Linked DNA regions of Homo sapiens: region 1 is linked to region 2. A link is an interaction called in ENCODE POLR2A ChIA-PET data of the cell type or tissue named here. Cell type or tissue: PC-9. All regions are shown on one strand. Each heading gives the region's core, and the rest is flanking DNA. Links, peaks and the distances in the headings are about the cores only. Region 1 overlaps ABCA1 (ATP binding cassette subfamily A member 1). Region 2 overlaps SLC44A1 (solute carrier family 44 member 1).

Evidence for each region. Peaks named below come from ENCODE experiments on the same cell type or tissue, not always from the same donor. Only the 100,000 strongest peaks of a DNase experiment are listed, where the experiment ranks them.
Region 1: POLR2A ChIA-PET joins it to region 2 with 15 read pairs; 2 of 35 experiments call an interaction of 5 or more read pairs at or near these places.

The regions. Positions count from the first base shown.
Region 1 is chr9:104,827,097-104,835,722 of GRCh38, forward strand. It overlaps ABCA1 (ATP binding cassette subfamily A member 1), which reads right to left. Exons shown (of 50, transcript NM_005502.4): 12 at 5,478-5,675; 13 at 4,526-4,731; 14 at 3,829-4,005; 15 at 1,820-2,042; 16 at 1-73. Among named protein-coding and RNA genes, the nearest start is that of NIPSNAP3B, 67 kb to the left of the region's middle. In PC-9, for the core only: no CTCF peak of the experiment used is centred there; a DNase peak (open chromatin) is centred at 3,045; H3K27ac peaks cover 1,409 bases.
Region 2 is chr9:105,389,220-105,397,844 of GRCh38, forward strand. It overlaps SLC44A1 (solute carrier family 44 member 1), which reads left to right. Exons shown (of 16, transcript NM_080546.5): 16 at 1-8,127. Among named protein-coding and RNA genes, the nearest start is that of FSD1L, 55 kb to the right of the region's middle. In PC-9, for the core only: no CTCF peak of the experiment used is centred there; no DNase peak of the experiment used is centred there.

The sequences.
Region 1 (8,626 bases), core at 1-8,000, 560 kb before region 2:
TTGTCACCACAGCAAACACGGACAGGAAGACAAACACCACGCTGGGATCACTGTAGGGCAGCAGGTTTCCTAACTGGGAAGGAAGAGACACATCAAATGTGCTGCCTCAACAATCCCAAGCACTCACTTGTATGATCTACAGAAAAAAGACAGGGTTTATTCCTACTCATGTTAGAGACAATGCAGAGGCGTAATGCTGTTCATCTTTCTGATGAGGCAACTGATCATTACCATCCTAAAGAAGATAAGTGACTTACCCAAAACTACGCAGAAAAATAATGGCAGAGTTATGAATACAACAGAGTCCAGGGCTTTCTACGCATTTCAGTGGGCGAGTTTGCTCTTTGTTTCTTCAATAGGTAATTTCAACTGGTTTCTCCTTATATAAGGACTATGACTGGTGGCACCACAGAAGAGCTGTGGGAGATAATATCCCACGTAACTTTTCTGTCTAAAAGCCAAGGAAAATGGCCAGGCAACTTGACTTTCCCTCTTGATCACCATGGATTCTGCATTCCCACAATCATCCAAACTCTTGTGGATATTTTGAGCCTATCTCCGGCTGATGGGTACATGTCTGCAGGACCCACCAGCATGCAGTTGTCTCAGAGCAGCTCTTATGCACCAACCATGGGACCACTACCTCTGCCACTGACCTTCCCCTTGCAGTTAGATAACAGAGCATGAGGGAGGGGTTGCTTTTAGCAAGAACTGTATCCTACTGTGGAACCTCAATAAAGTCCTTGACCTTCCTGAGCCTCATTTCCTTGTCTGTTAAAAGGGTTAGTGAGGATAGAAGAAGAAGCCCATGTGATGTGTTTAAACAGTCCTTGGCAATCAGTAGGAACTATTTGTAACAGATGGTAACTAGTATTAAATTAGTTAGTTCTTATCTCTTTGTACTCCTTTTGCTTCAAAAACATTTATTTTTACCTGATGTGTCTTTATATGAAATGCTTGCAGAGAAAGAAAATTCGGATATAAATATATTAATGTATGGTTCAGACACAAAACTGCACTGCCCAGAGTCCCCATTCAGGGAAGCCTTGTTGCCCAGCTGTCAGTAGACGGCCTCAGGCATCAGCAACTCTGGGTTTGTCACAGCAGCAGAGAGCCATGTAGGCCCTGGGGCACGACCTTCCCAGGGCAGCCCACATCCAGTGATTGATTGAGAGGGCTGAGGTAGGTGGTGTCAGGAGGGAGGCCTTGGGGGAGCACAAAGGGCTGGATGTTTCAGCTCGATGAAGAACAACTCCAACAAGCTGCATATTCTCTAGAGTGCCCCACGGGGTTGGCCCTATATCACAGTTCAACTCCTCCCTCTGCCCAATCCTGCATCTTCCATATCTCTTCCATAGGTATTGAGCCCTCATAAATACCCATACATCAAACTCTATTTCAGCCTCTGCTTCCAGACAGTCTAACCTGCAACAATATATATCCTTCTGATTATTGTTCTTAGAAACTTAGGAAGAATCGCCACCCAATATATCTAAGAAAATAAATAGCTTTCAGATGCTGCCATGAACCACTACCAATGAGACAGCATGGCACAGTTGAGCATGTGGTTATCTGGAAAGCATGAACCCTGCACTCTCATCCTACTTAGCTGCTACCCGGCTGGGTTGACCTTGGGCAAGTCACTGCCCCTCTCTGGGCCTCACTTTCCCCAACTATAAATGGATGAAATTGCAGGAAATGACAGGTATGACCCCTTCTCTACCAGAGGCTTGGATTTTTTTTCTTCTTCTCCTCCCTTAGCCCGTGTTGAGCTATTTCGGAGTTTCCTGGCAGGGAAGAGCGAGTGAGGCTGCCTTACCTTCAGGATGACCACTAGCAGGCCAGCGCTCACAAGAAGAGGAATGAGGCTACTAATGAACCAGCTAAACCAGAGGATGCTGTTGTCCAGGCCCATGATCCGCATGGTCTCTTTCAGCCGTGCCTCCTTCTCATACACGATGCCCTTGATGATCACAGCCACTGAGTAAATCCAGGCCAGCGTCATGAAGAGGGGCATTGACCGGCTCATCACCCGCAGAAAGCTGGAGGCCCCAAGGAAGGACAAGGGGAGAAAGAAAGACACACGTGAGCCAGGGTGATGGGCCAAGGCCTCTGAGCCTGCATGCTAGAGGGAGCACCACATCTGGGCCACAGAAGGACAGGCCCTCTAGACTCTGAAATGTACGTATGATCCAATGCTTCACGAGCAATGCAATGTAGAGAGAAAAACGAGGCTAACAAAGTGTTGCCAAACCAAATTTCTTTGGGGGCTTGCTTCAGTAACTAGGTAACTGTGAGCGATACTTAAACTAAAGGTAGATTATGTTAAAGTACTAAAAACCAAAACAAAAAAACAACTCATTCTCTCACAAAAGTTCAACATCTCCAAGGTCATCTCACTATTGACTTGCTTATCGTAACTCTAATCACACCACAGACATACATTTCAGGCAGCTCTTGTCAATGTTTCAGATTCCAAGCTAGAATAGAAAATGCAGATGTGCAAAGTAAAAAGGCACACAGATTTTGGACCCTGAACTTGAGGTTCACGTCAAAGCTTTACCATGTAGGCACATACTCACTACATGACAACAGGCACCAGCTCTTAATGCCTCTGAACTCCTGTGCCCTGTCTTAAGACATCCTTTCTAGAGTAAACCTTAGCTTAGGGGTCTTTGTAAAAGTCTTCCTTTGAAAAATTCCAGCTAATTGTTTAGAAGGTGAAAAACAGGATAATTTCTGGTGACCTTGAAAAGCTATAGATAGCCATACAAGGAAACACACTATTCAATGCAAAACAGAGAACCAATACAAGCAGAACCCAGCTCCTCCCGCATCCTGATCCCTACACACACACACACACACACACACACACACACACACACATCCCACCACCACCACCAACCACAGAGAATAAGAGAATTTCCAGAATCTGGAAGAAACATTACATATTTCAGATGTCTGCAATAACTACACCTCCGCCCATTGTCTTAGAAGAAATCATTACATCCAAAGGCATAGTTCCCACAATGAGAACTTGGCAGCTTAGTGACTCAGCACTGAAAGATTTTCTAAAAAGTCTAAGAGGAAGAAGCTTTGTTCAGTTTTATTTGGGTTGTTTTGAAATGTGGTTTACCACCTAGGGAGAAGAAGTGCACACATTTACATAAACTGTGCTTTTATAAGTTTAGACGCTGTTTCTGCATCTATGTGTGAGTATGTGCTTGCATGTGTTTGTCATGACACATTTTAAGCTTGCAGATTGAGCAAATTTTGACCAAAAGGGTAGAGTGTAAAAAATTAAAGTGGTGGGCTGGGTGCAGTGGCTCACACCTGTAATCCCAGCACTTTGGGAGGCCAAGGAGGGTGGATTGCCTGAGCTCAGGAGTTGAAGTCTAGCCTGGGTAACATGGTGAAACCTCGTCTCTACTAAAATACAAAAAGTCAGCCGGGCGTGGCAGCATGAGCCTGTAGTCCCAGCTACTGTGGAGGCTGAGGCAGGAGAATAGCTTGAACCCGGGAGGCAAAGGTTGCAGTGAGCCGAGATCGAGCCACTGCACTCCAGCCTGGGCGTCAGAGCGAGACTCCATCTCAAAAAAAAAAATAAAAATAAAAAGATAAAAGTGGCAACCATGGATGAGAAGGAAAGAGGTTTACTAGTGTGTGCACATATATCTATGTCTGTCATGTGGCTGCAACTGTTGACAACTTACATCTGGCATCTTATTTCCAGATCATTCACACATGCATGCACATGCACACACATATATACACCCCCATCTGGCACAGTATAAACTGGTTAAAAACAGTGGCTTGCAGGTAACTTACATGTCATCAACGTAACAGGGATAGGGCATCTGTTGCATATAGACACCAGTTTTCTTCTCGGTGCCCGTCAGCACCCTGATGATTGCCTGCTCCACCACATCCTGCAAGTAGGCGAAGCCCCCCCAGACGTACCGCATGTCCTCAAAGGGGTCAGCTCGAGGACCAGGGTCCCAGTACCTAAAACCAAACCACAGGTAATCAACCATTCCTTTAGAACCATACAATAAAAAAAAAAAAAAAAAAAAATTGCCCAAAACCCTACTACCCTTACCAAGCCCCTTTTTCTATTTTTGTATCTTTTTTTTTTTTTGAGATGGAGTTTCACTCTTATTGCCCAGGCGGGAGTGCAATGATGCGATCTTAGCTCACTGCAACCTCTGCCTCCTGGGTTCAAGCAATTCTCCTGCCTCAGCCTCCCGAGTAGCTGGGATTACAGGTGCCTGCCACCAAAATTCCTGGAATTAATTCCCTTGAGTAGAAATGCTAAATCAAAAGATACTGTTATTTTATGACCTATGAAAAACCTTCCAGCAAGTCATGTACCAATTTCACCAAAATCATGACACCAAGTTGAGTTTTTTTGTTGTTGTTGAAATTTCTACCAAATTTTTAGTTAAAATAAAGTACCTCTTGTCCTAATATAATAGGTGCTCTGGACCTCCCCAAGACCAGGCTGGTGTGATGGGATTCCACTTACCCATCCTTGATTTTATTTGTCCTCTCCACATTGTCAATGTCCATTCGGATCTTGTACTTGACATGATGGGGCAGCTCAATGCTGCCTGGAGTAATTCCAGTGAACACAATACCAGCCCAGAACTTCCTCTCATCCAGCAGCTCCATGGACTTGTTGATGAGCCAGACTTCTGTTGCTATGGGTTCTAGCTTGTTCAGGTTGACACACTGATAGAAGAACAGCCTTCATGAGAACGTTGGCAGCCAGGACAACAAGCAGTGGCTGAGACAAATCCTACACTAGGAGGCAAGGGCTGACTACACGATTGCTCATCCTCTCTCTCTAATCCTCTCTAACGTAGTTTTCCAACCTTCAACCAAGAATGAAGGATTTTGGTTTTTCACTGCAATTTAAGAGAAATTCTAAGAGTAATTTAGGGATATGTTATTTATTGATTTTGTGGAGGAAAAGAGGTTAAAACAATGATCTTATCTTACTTTTCTGTTTTCTTAGCAATTCTGAGTCATAGCAACTAACCAACCAACCAGACCAAAACACCTCTTACCCATCCCTACTAATATAATTTTTAATATAAAATTTCAAAAATTTAATTGGACCCGAATTCGATTTTAGATAAGTTTCACAAATAATGCCTTTTTAAGGGAATGCTTTGCTACCATTAGTCACTGAGATAGGAAAACCTAGAAGAAAATGGGTAGAAATATTCTCTTGAGCCTATATAGAATAAGCTAGAGTTAATTTACTAAAGCTAGAGTTTATTTACTCATTCAACCACTCAACTAACATTTATTAAGTGCCTTTTGTTATCAAATCCTGTGTTAGGCTTGAGGGATAGTTTTGTAAATGAGACTATACATTATTTCTAAACTTGCCTCCTGCCTGAACCTTATTGTAACGTCTCAGAGAAAGAAGCCGTTAAGTCTTTTCTAAATGATCCCAGCAACAGATTCACCTCCATGAAGCGAGATATGGTCCGGATTGCCTGGTTAGTCTCGTTGAAAGCTTCTCTCCAGGTGTACACAGAACCATTACTGGACTGGACATCCTCTGGGTGCTTGGCCAAAAACGCCACGATGTCTTGGGCTGTCCAATCTAAGCCATCCAACTGCTGTTCCCAAAAGTGGTCATTGTCCCTGCTGTCCAACAGCATCTGCCATTCCAGTGAGAAAGTACAAGTAGTAAACACCAACTAAATCTTGAGGAGCACTACAAAATTTACAAAATACTTGCATATACACTGTCGTTGTTTTATCCTCACAGAAAACTGAGGTAAATGACAGTGTCCCTATTTTATATGTGAGAAGACTGAGGCTGAAGAAAAAAAAACATGATTTTAACCAGGGCTTGGTCATAGTATTACTAGATGTGGAGCTGAGACTCAAAGTCAGACCAGTCTGAATTCAGAGTCCATGTGCTTTCCACTATACGAAACATCTCACTTAATGGTATTAACTACAGTAACAACAACAATACTTCCTTTATATAGTTACTATGTTGAATAGTGTATATGCTTCACCTTACACAACTCCATAAAGAGGGCACTTTTATTTTTTTGCCTTTTGTTGTTGTTGTCGTTTGGATTCAGTGTCTCGCTCTGCCGCCCGGGCTGGAGTGCAGTGATGGAATCACAGCTCACCGCAGCCTTGACCTCCCAAGCCCAAGTGATCCTCCCATCTCAGCCTACCAAGTAGCTAAGACTACAGGTGCACACCACCACACCTGGCTAATTTTTAATTTTTTCATAGAGACAGAGTCTTGCCATGTTGCCTGGGCTGGTCTTGAACACCTGGGCTCAAGTGATCCTCCCACCTCAACCTCCCCAAGTGCTGGGATTACAGGCACAAGCCACCAGCCCAGTGAGTATCCTTTAATATTTCCCATTTTATACATGAGAAAATGGAAGTTCAGAGAGGTTAAGTCTCTAAGATTGGGTCACACAGCTATTAAGTAGCAAAGCCAGAATGAAAGCATAGGCCCTCTGTTTCTAGTGCACCTCCCCCTCCCCACTGTGTTCTATCACCTTCCTCTTTTGAGACCCAGTCTGTTGATCCCACATAAAACCTAATTCCTTCTTACTGCTTAGTTTAGAAAAATAATGCTGCTGGTTAAACCAACTAAAGTACAATCTTTTCCAATTGCAGGATGTACAGGTCATGATGCAAAGGAGGCCTATTTCCATTTCTTGTTCCCTTGCCAGTTGGTTCCTCACATGGGTCAACACGAAAGAGAAGGACAGATCAATCCGCTGCTCAATCAGCAGATCCAGAGGGGCCGAGGCAGAGGCCTGCACAGATGTGCTGCCGGAAAAACAGCAGCTGCAAACTCAGCAAAAAGGAGAGGCATTTGCAACTCCTGTCACAGCTTCGACAGAGAAGATGAAGCTCTGGTTCTACCGAATTGGAGTCTCCAAGGGTCTGAAAACTGCTGCTTTATAAAAAAATCAGTCTTAGTTTCACTAACATTATAAGCTTTTCCCCCCTTGCGCCTTTGTATTTATTATTTCAATGGCAGCATAATGATTGTATAGAGTATATGTAATTTCATTAATTATTCCTATAGTGCTGAACATTTAGTCTATTTCCAATTTCTCACAATAACAATATAGCAATAACATTTTCTCTCATATGGTGACTTCTTTAAAATTATTTCAGTAGGCTACATCCCTGGGGGTGGGTGGAATGGAGGTACGCAGGATAGCATATTTTAAAATGGTTCTTTAAATTTTCATTCCAAATTGCTTTCCAATAGAGAATAGCAATTTATACCATCACCAGGAAGGTATGTATGTATTTTTGTTAACATAACAGACACAAAATTGTACCTCACAAGTTCACAGAGGCTAGGGTTAGCAATTCTGAAGCCACTTTATTTGGAACAAACAAAAGCAGAGTGAAGAGACGCAGCCTTTAGGGTGAAGTCGGCCCTGCCCAGTATGGTTTCTGAACAACATGGCCAAAAAGAATAGCAAGACTAGAAAGATGCGCCCACTGAGATCACTGAGCACGTGGCCTCTCTGGGGTGCTCGTGAGGGGCAGGAGACCTAAGACTGCCCGCAGGGGTGGAGGCAGAGAGAAAACAGGTCCCGAGGATGGGTGGCTAAAAGCAGCTCAGAAAAGAGAGCAAATCAGTGTCAGAGGGTTCCAAGACTTGCCCGAGAGAGGTGCCCTGGGACCTGTGGGGTGAGGCAACATGGGTAGACAGTGCCAGAGAAAGCAGAAAGATCAGAGCTACCCCAGCAGAAGCAGAAGCCTCAGCCATCACCTCGTGTAGGAGATGCCAGGCTACAGGGGGTGACAAGCTCATGTTTGTGGAATTAAATAAACACTCTTTAAGAGAGGGAAGAAAGGCCGGGCGCGGTGGCTCATGCCTGTAATCCCAACACTTTGGGAGGCTGAGGCAGGTGGATCACTTGAGGTCAGGAGTTCATTCCAGCCCGACCAACATGGTGAAATCCCATCTCCACTGAAAATACAAAAATTAGCCGGGCACAGTGATATGTGCCTGTAATCCCAGCTACTCTGGAGGCTGAGACAGGAGAATTGCTTGAACCCAGGAGGCGGAGGCTGTGGTGAGCCAAGATCATGCCACTGCATTTCAGCCTGGGTGACAGAGCAAGACTCTGTCCAAAAAAAAAAAAAAAGAGAAAGAGAGGGAAGAAGCAAAGAAAACAGTTGGAAGAGGTTCCCTTTTCTTCCACCCACAGGCTGATGACTCCCTCATCATCTGTCTCCAGCCCAACCACCCTCCTCCACTGCAGACCTCAGTAGCCACTGGCCTACTGGACATCGCTACCACCCACCCAGCTAGAAATCGAGACTCACTTTGATGCCTCCCTCTCTTTCACTGCTCTGCCACTAAGCAGTCACCAGGCCTCATTTCTTGCTTTATGCCTTGGCCACTTGGAGAGCCTCCTCCCTGGTCTCTGCCTTCATTCTTGCCTCATCCTTCTTCAATTCATCCACCCCATCAGAGTAACGTATCTACATCTCCCCTTGCCTGGTCCCCTAGAGCTTAAAGTAAAGGTCCTCAGCTTGACACACAAGTCCCTCCAAGGCATGCCCATGCCTTTCTCTCCAGCCCCAGATCCCTCATTTCCAAGCA
Region 2 (8,625 bases), core at 1-8,000:
AACAGGGATTTAATACCTTTTTTATGCTTATTTTTGTCAAACATGTACTCCTTTCATACGGGTGGCTTTTACAAGGCAACTTCCGTCATTTAATGTTTTCAACTGTAATTGTCTTAATGGAAATGTTAAAATTCATATCTGATTAACATTTTTAATAACTTAGAGGAGATTTTAACTTTATTTAAAAATAGGTAAAATTATTGTACCTAATTATGTCTAAAGTTTATTCAGGGGTAATTTCCCTGATGTCTGTATAAAATCAAGATCTTATTTTACTGATGCATAAGTCCTAGTGGGTCAAGACTAGGCATATGCTTTCAGATAAATAAGGAATTACTCCAATCAGTTTTCCCCAATCAAAGAAGCCATGTCATTTTACTTTTAGAAACATACAATTGGGCCCAATATGGGAATTTTCATAATAGTTCATACATTTGTCAGCCAACATTAAAAGGTAACCAACTCCTCAGGTATTTGTAGTTTACCCTAACGCTTCTTTAAAAGAAAGTAGGTAAAAAAAGAAAAGGGTAGATAATCTTTCGTATGCAAACTTTTCCCTTATATTTTGTCTTTCTTTCCTTTTTGACTTTAGTAGCATCCTCCACACATTTGTGTGCCTGATTTGAAAGGAAGCTGGGGCACCCAGCGAGTTTAGCCTTTAAGTTTCTGTGTATTGATTTGCAGATTAAGTAATGCTGGGAGGAATAAAGAAGGGACAGAAACATGGAACATAAAGCATTGAAAATTCCGGTGCTTGGGCTTCGGCTTCAGAGTAACGTCAGTGGCTTAGGGTTAAACGGCCATTTTATTCAAATGCTTGCTATACAATCTGAAAACACACTGGCAGGTGCTCCTCTCCTTGGCAATTCATTGAGTATCCAGAGTTCTACGATGTTTAACTGAAGAATTGGCTAATGTTTTGATCCTCCAGTGTGACTGTTGTTTTTGTTTGGGGGTGGGTTTGGGGTTTTTTGCTTTTTTATTCCTGAAGCTTACCAGATATGAATGGCTAATACTCCATTGTTCTGCTTGTTGTAATGGTGAATGCTTTAAGAAAAAAAAGTGTAATTTGCTAAGAATAATTCATGATCTGTTTATGCGATAACTCCTTTTTGTTACAATTTTTTTAAAAAAAGCTATTTTTGTTAATGTAAAGTAAATATTTCAGAGCAAATTTTTTAAACTTATTGCACTAAATACAGGCTCTGTACAAAAAAAAAAAAAAAAAAAAAGCCTCAGCATTTTATCATTCCATGGAAGGAGAATCTTTTGAAAGAAAGCATTGCCTCCTACCAGAACTAGACAGTGAATTAGATCGGTATTATGGAAATGCATACAAGTAATGTCACTAGGGCTTAATAAGCAGCCGTTTGCTAATGTGCTTCCTTTCAAAGGGTTGGACCTTTAAATTGCTGCAAAAGGTAAATTGTATTTTTTTTTAAGTATTGGTGTTCTTTACTCTAGCTAGGCTAAAATTTGCTAAATGCCTTGGTTTCTTTTAAAAGTTCATGTAATATTTCTGATTTTTCAGAATATTTGCAATAAGAGTCTGGATTTTAAAAAACACATGCATACACACAATTAAGAGCTCATGTCTTAGCAAGATCTGGGAAACCAACATTGCGAGAGTAGCTATTTTGAAAGAATAATTCTCCAGAAGTTAACATCTAATATCTAGTATCACCAAACAGTATCGCTGTTCTCTTTTATTCATTTGAAATGAATATAATTATATAACTAACAATTGTCCAAATAGATGAGAGAGCAAATCATGTGAGAAAATTCAGAATACCATCTGTTTCATAGCCGCACAGATTTTGGACTTTCACAAACATTGGGAACTAAATTTAGAATTGGCAAAAGTCTAGAAGATGGGTATCAAAACAGAAGACATTCCAGGAGCTAGCAATTTTAAGAGGTGTCCCTCCAAAGTGACCTGATGGAAGTCCTGAACTTGGAAATTAGGTTCTACTCACTTGGACATCCCTGCATCATGGACTGTTGCTGCTCCCTGTTCCATATGCTCGCAATCTCAGCTATTTGGAAGCTACCAGGAATGCTTTCTAATTATCATTTGCAACTAGAACTGTAATCAGAAAGAAATTTTGTATTTTTGTATAACTTGATTGTGTGCCATTTTATATAACAGGTCCTGTTTTACAAATAAATTTTGTTTTACTAACATTGTGTTTAGAAATTATAATCTATGTGTAACCATGTCATTTGAGTTGCAAATTAATTGCCAGGCTGTTTTCCTTAAGTAAATTCATGTGCCGTGTAGAAATATGCAGATATGCATTACACAGGCACACACAGAGAGATATTTAATATGTGGAATATCACTCTTTCATGAGCTTTATTCCTTGATTAATTTGATAAAGCCTCACAGAGGATTTTAAGCAATATTTAAATGTGTTGAGGTTATGTTTGGATATTCCTGCTGCCTCTTTTCATTCATTTCAAGTCATTCTTCAGCTAGCTATGGGCTGCCTTATTGCTATTCGCTCACTGCTTCCATCTTCTGCCCAAGTGAGAAGAATAGATGAAGAACAGAAATTTCTCTGTGAAATGTGGATACCCGAATAATTTCATAAATCATTGATTCTATGTGGTGGTTTTTGTCTTCTTCTGTGGTGAATCTTCAAAACTGTATTCAGGACTCATATTTCTAGAGTTTTAATTGGGGTCCTCTATTGTCAATTGTAGTAGTGACCAGAGTATCGTGGTTTTTGCCATCAGATAATTAAGGCTCTGGTGCATAATTTAGACTTTCTAAGCTCCTGCCTGAAGAATAAGGTCTTCCATAATATGGAAGAGAAAAGTTATATTTCAGTGTAAATCCAAGAGACCCATCTTCTATGAGAGGCTTACCAGTGCATTAGTAATAAAACATTAGCAATTTAGCTAGAGCACTGAGATTGTATAATCCTTGCATGGATGAGCAGAGCTCAAAGCCAGTTGTTCCTTTAAAGCATTTAATGCAATGGCTAATGTTTAGGATTAAAGTTTTTATTTTATCCTATAAGATAATTAAGTCCTAAGTCACTACAACTTAAGTAGCTTAACTGTATGTTGGTACCCAAACTTTTTCTATAATGGTTAAGGAGGAGGCACTTACTGAGTTTATTTTAAAGTTATGCTAGAAATGTTTTTCTTTTGTAGAGATGCTCTCTCTCTCTCTCTCTTTTTTTTTTTTTTTTTTTTTTTTTTTCCGTGAGGGCATTAGGCTGCTGATTGTAAGTTATTTCCAATACCACTGATCTTGGTATCTGCCAAGGGCTTCCTTGCCTTCCCTGGGCAGTTTTAGGATTTCACCCTAGTAGGGGGTATGAGGCACTGACCCCTTTATTCTGGACCCAAACTGCTTTAGAGCAGAGTTAATACCTCTCCCTCCCTCTTCAAAACAGCTACAGGAACTGCAGGCACCACATATGTGTGAGGCCACATCACTGCCCCTGAGGCTTCAACTATTTCCACCATGCACTATTACTAGCTACTAACAGCCATTTTAAGAGATCTCCTAGCCTGCAAGGTAGAATTCTGGGATCAGTTCCAAAACCAGAACTGCCAGTAATGGTGACTTGAATATTTTATTTGATTTTTGGTCAGTAACCTTGTCATTTAAATTGGACTTTCCAATAGCCTTAACATGGCCTCTGAGAAGTTTCCTCCAGAAAGGTCTTTAAGCTTTCGCTTTTCAATAAGTAAGTTCTTTACTGCTTTTCTACTGCTACTTTAAAAAAAAAACAACAACAACAAATAAAACTCTCAGAGTCTGGAGGCTTATCAGTGCACCTGCCACAGTTAATTTCTGTATTCTTTTCATACATTCCATCTGACACATACGAGTGCACTATAATGGCTTGCCTAGAACTGGTAAGAAGTGGTCTGTGAATGTATATTGAAAAAATGTGGGTTCATAAGTAAAAGCGTAACGCAGATATTTGTGTATTCTGTATTCACAGCGTAGGCTGCCTTTTGCTTTAAATGCATATTCATGTATCTTTGTGTGCTAAGAATGCATGTTAGCCCTTTTGAAAAGTAGGCACTATTCATACACAGTAGCTTCTTGGAATTAACTCATCTTTGTTAACTTAGTGGCACATAGTCCAAATTTTTAAAAAGCAAGACCCTTGAATATGCCAAGAGAAAATCTAAAGCTAGCAAACTTAAAAAACAAAACAAAAATTACACGTCGTGTACAGTTATGAATTTAGAATAGCACACTTTTTCCATTCAGATTTCATACATTTGAGCCAAATTCTTATACTCCATGTTTTAATTTTAAAAGGATAATTTTAATCCAAGATTTAAATCTTTGAAAATATCTTTCTTATAGAAAACTTTAATGCAGTTTTTAAACTTACTGATTTCTGTGGAAAACCTTTCTTTTCTATAGAAATACTGTAGTGCCCTTTCTTCCCATCTTGATTTTGTACATGTAAAGACAAATGATGATTCAGTTTCAATATTGCATGAACAATTGCCACTTTGTAAATTATATGGACAGAATGTGTTCTAAGGAAATTCGTTAGTAAATTTGTGAAAAACATGTGAGATTGTTCGAGACCTATTAGGCTATTCTTCAGTTTTGATGCTCAGTTTTACAACTTAAATGATTTTCTCCAGGACACGGAGCTCAGAATAATAAAGCTTTTATTAATGGTCTAGTGAAGATCTAGTTGAACATGGAAACATTGTAATTTACAAATGTCTCAGAAATTTCTCACTTTTATTTGCTAAGACCTGAATTTAATATTTGATATTCAAAAACAAGTTATTTTGAAGAGACAATGGGTCTCTTTGAGCTTAAGAAAGCTATGGACTATCTTTCCTTCAAATGCACATCACATGTCTGTGAACACTCAAAATGCTCATAGAATTTCAGGGCCCTCAGACGGCCAGCTTCCACCCCTGTACCCCCTCAGGGGCTAATGAACCCAAGTCAAAAGGCTGCTCTAAAGTTGTTCTGATAATGTGTTTTGAAATGAGGAAGTGATTAGGCCTCCACTAGAGATACTTTTGAGATGATGCTTACCACCTTCTGACCTGGAATCATTTTTATAACTTAAAGACTTTATGTAATTTAGTAGCAGGTTAGGGAATAGAAACCACACTAATCTGAAGGAATAACAAGATGATCAACACTGAATCTTCATGACAGTAAGATTTTCTTTCCTTGGAGGTATGAGGGTGTGTATGTGTGTGTGTGTGTGTGTGTGTTTGTGTGTGTGTGTGTGTGTCCTGGCGGTTATTTGGGGGCAAGGTACCAGATTATTTGCAGTGAGCCAAAAAAAAAAAAATATCCAAGAAGAAATAAATAGGGAATCCTTGTAATTAATCCATCTACCAAAACACTTGATTCTTTTTATTGTAGCTCAGCTATGACATTATGACATTATGTGGCTTAGTGTTATCAGTATACTACTGTCTTAAAATATATTTGTCAACATGTCCAGTTCCAACAACAGTTGAAGATGATGATAAATTAGCAAACTCAAGGGTAGTCCATAGTTGGCAAAAAATAAATTTGGTAGAAAGTTGGAGGAGCAGATGCTGAAGGTAGAAATGCAAAAGATGTTTTTTCTTCCTGCATAAATCACGGAGGTGTGTTCTGTTTTAGTGTTTTCCAGTCACCCACTAGAGCAGCTTCAGATTCCTCTGCCAATAGAACTCCACCCCCAGTCCCTTACCTACTCTATCTTCTTTAGGGAAGCATGTGGATTTCTTCACATCTGCACCTTACTATTAGGTAAGGGTGCTGCATCTACATGGAAGGCTCCCTGGGCCCTTGAAAAAGCAGGCAGAAACTCATCAAGGGGTTTGAAGTTCTTGTGAAATTTGATCCCAGTGGCTCATGACTTATAGTCAGGCATCAAACCATTTCCTACTTTTTCAGGCTGAAGAAAGTGGAAATATAACTGGCTGGTGAAGAAAGGAGAAAAGTCAGCCCCCTACCCCACCCCACACTCCTAGAAAAGTTTGGGGGTTTTTTTTGTTTGTTTTTGGTGTTTTTTTGAGACGGAGTCTCGCTCTATCGCCAGCTTAGAGTGCAGTGGCTCAATCTTAGCTCACTGCAACCTCCACCTCCCAGGTTCAAGTGATTCTCCTGCATCAGCCTCCTGAGTAGCTGGGACCACAGGCATGTGCCACCACACCCAGCTAATTTTTGTATTTTTAGTAGAGACGGGGTTTCACCACGTTGGCCAGGCCAATCTCGAACTCCTGACCTCAGGTGATCCACCCGCCTCAGCCTCCCAAAGTGCTGGGATTACAGGCATGAGCCACCGCGCCCGGCCTAGAAGAGTTTTAATGAACCTTCCACAGTAGTAAATGCAGAGACCACTGGTGGAAATTCCCATGTTGGATAGAAAAGGGCGTAAGTCCAGTCTAAGTATCTAAATGTGATATGCCCTTTTGTCACAGAAGTGTAAGACTTAAAGGGAATATTCTGACCTTCGTGTATGAATCTGATCCACCCATCCTGTCAGCTAGGATTATAATTTGAACTGTCGTTTCAGGAGCATGTGTTAAATCATATGAGTAAAAAAAAAGTAGACATTGAAAAGAAGACTTGGGAATAATTGGGCAGATAGAATGGGTTCCATGGATCATTCTAGTTGCCACTAGAAAATGTGAGCTCCTTCTTCATTTACCATGTTGATAATCCGGTGGTGACTTTTTTTTTTTTTTTGTAAATTGTATTAGATACCCCACAGGAATGTGACAATAATAGGATAGCTTTGGGGGCTGGTGATTTGAAACAGGGACTATTAAGTAGATTTTCCCCCATCCTCTAGGTTCCTGTAGTCTGTGCTCAGAACTTGGTTTTTGGCCCCTATTGTTTTTGCCTATTTTGATTTTCAGAGATGATCACATGGGGACAGTTAACTTTTCTTCTGCTGTGTTGCCTTAATGCTACTAGATTGTGTTGTGTTGTTGGAGTTTTCTGACTTCTTCCCTATAAAAAGATACTGAGAGCTCCATAATGAAAGAAGTTGTTATACTTTCTCAGAATATTCTGGACCACTGAATGCACTTCTAATAGAGCTTTAATCTAAAGAAGTTAGTTCAGTGGTTATTAACTGATTTTATTACAGGAGAAAAAAACTTTAACAAAAAGGCAGGGAGAAAAGTGTGAAGGGCATCAAGCAAAATGACAGGGGCTTCAAAAAACAACCAAAGACAAAACCCTATCTTCTGAAGACCAAAGGTCCAACTTTACTTACTGGCTGGCACAGCCTTTCTGAACTCCTTGAGTTTAGAATAGAGCTCCTAGAATAATAAGGCGGCCAAATTTAAAGATCAGTCAATACAGTAGGGACCTGCTATTGATCTCTCAGGCACTGAGTCTTCACATCCAGTGTCAAGCCCAGCCCAGCATATGGGGTGATATGAGCAGAAAACACACATCGGTGTGTCTTGATTTCTCGCAGCTGTGTAATGTGGCATGAGAAGTATGTTTTGGTGCCACATATTTCTCAATCTGATGCCTTTTTGTCTTTTTTTTTTTTTGCCATTTGCATCCTATTTCATAGTGCCAAAATGAATTTTTGTATCTTGTCTTGTCTTTGTCCATTATAAACTGGAGGATCACAGTTAAGCCTTCCATGAATTCATAGTTTGGAATCATTTACCTTACCATTATTTTGGATTTTTTTCTTATTACAGTGTCACTACACTGTATTCATGTGGGGGAACAAACATGTAGGTGCTTGAACATGCCCCACAGACACAGTTGTAGCCCTAGTATTTGTGACGGTCATTATTGACACAGTGCAGACTTTGCAGATGGAGCATTATGCTCTCAGAGGACTTTAAAAATATGTATATTAAGCAATTAACTTTCTGGAGTTGGAGTTATCAAATCTTGCTGGGAAATTAACTTCCAAGAGCTCTGAATTGGATGGAATTCCATCTGGCTTCAGAGAACAATCAGCCTATATGAAACGGAGCTTTGAAATGTTTTTCTTGTGCAGAAATACGAACTAGAAAGAAAAGTGCTGATCTAATGCTAAGTTTTCTCTGTGTACTGACTCAGTTGCCAGAATTATAATGAAAACTGTATTTTAGTCTAACAAATGTATAGAATTTTTTATGTAATAAATAAAATTTTATAGGAAAGAATGTTATTGTCTACTGTGTTGTAACACTTCCCCATGCCCAGGGTGGTGACTGATAAAATCATGGGCAACATCTTCGTTTCAAATTAGGTCAGTATGCTGCAAGGGTGCCCCAGAATTTCCCAGCTGTTCCTTTCTGTCTCTCGCAGCATGTTCTGGGGGCTTCGGAATAGCAACTATAAATGTACCTAAACCAATTTCTGAAGTACAAAGTTCATCCACTGCCAGGCCAGGCTTCATAGCTGGAGTCTGAGTTGCCGCGTGAATGCTAAGATTGCAACTGAACTCAATCATCAGGCAGAGTAGAAAAGCCTCCACTGGGCCGGGCGTGGTGGCTCACGCCTGTAATCCCAGCACTTTGGGAGGCCGAGGCGGACAGATCACAAGATGAGGAGATCGAGACCATCCTGGCTAACACGGTGAAACCCCGTCTCTACTAAAAAAAATACAAAAAAATAAGCCGGGCGTGGTGGCGGGCGCCTGTAGTCCCAGCTACTCGGGA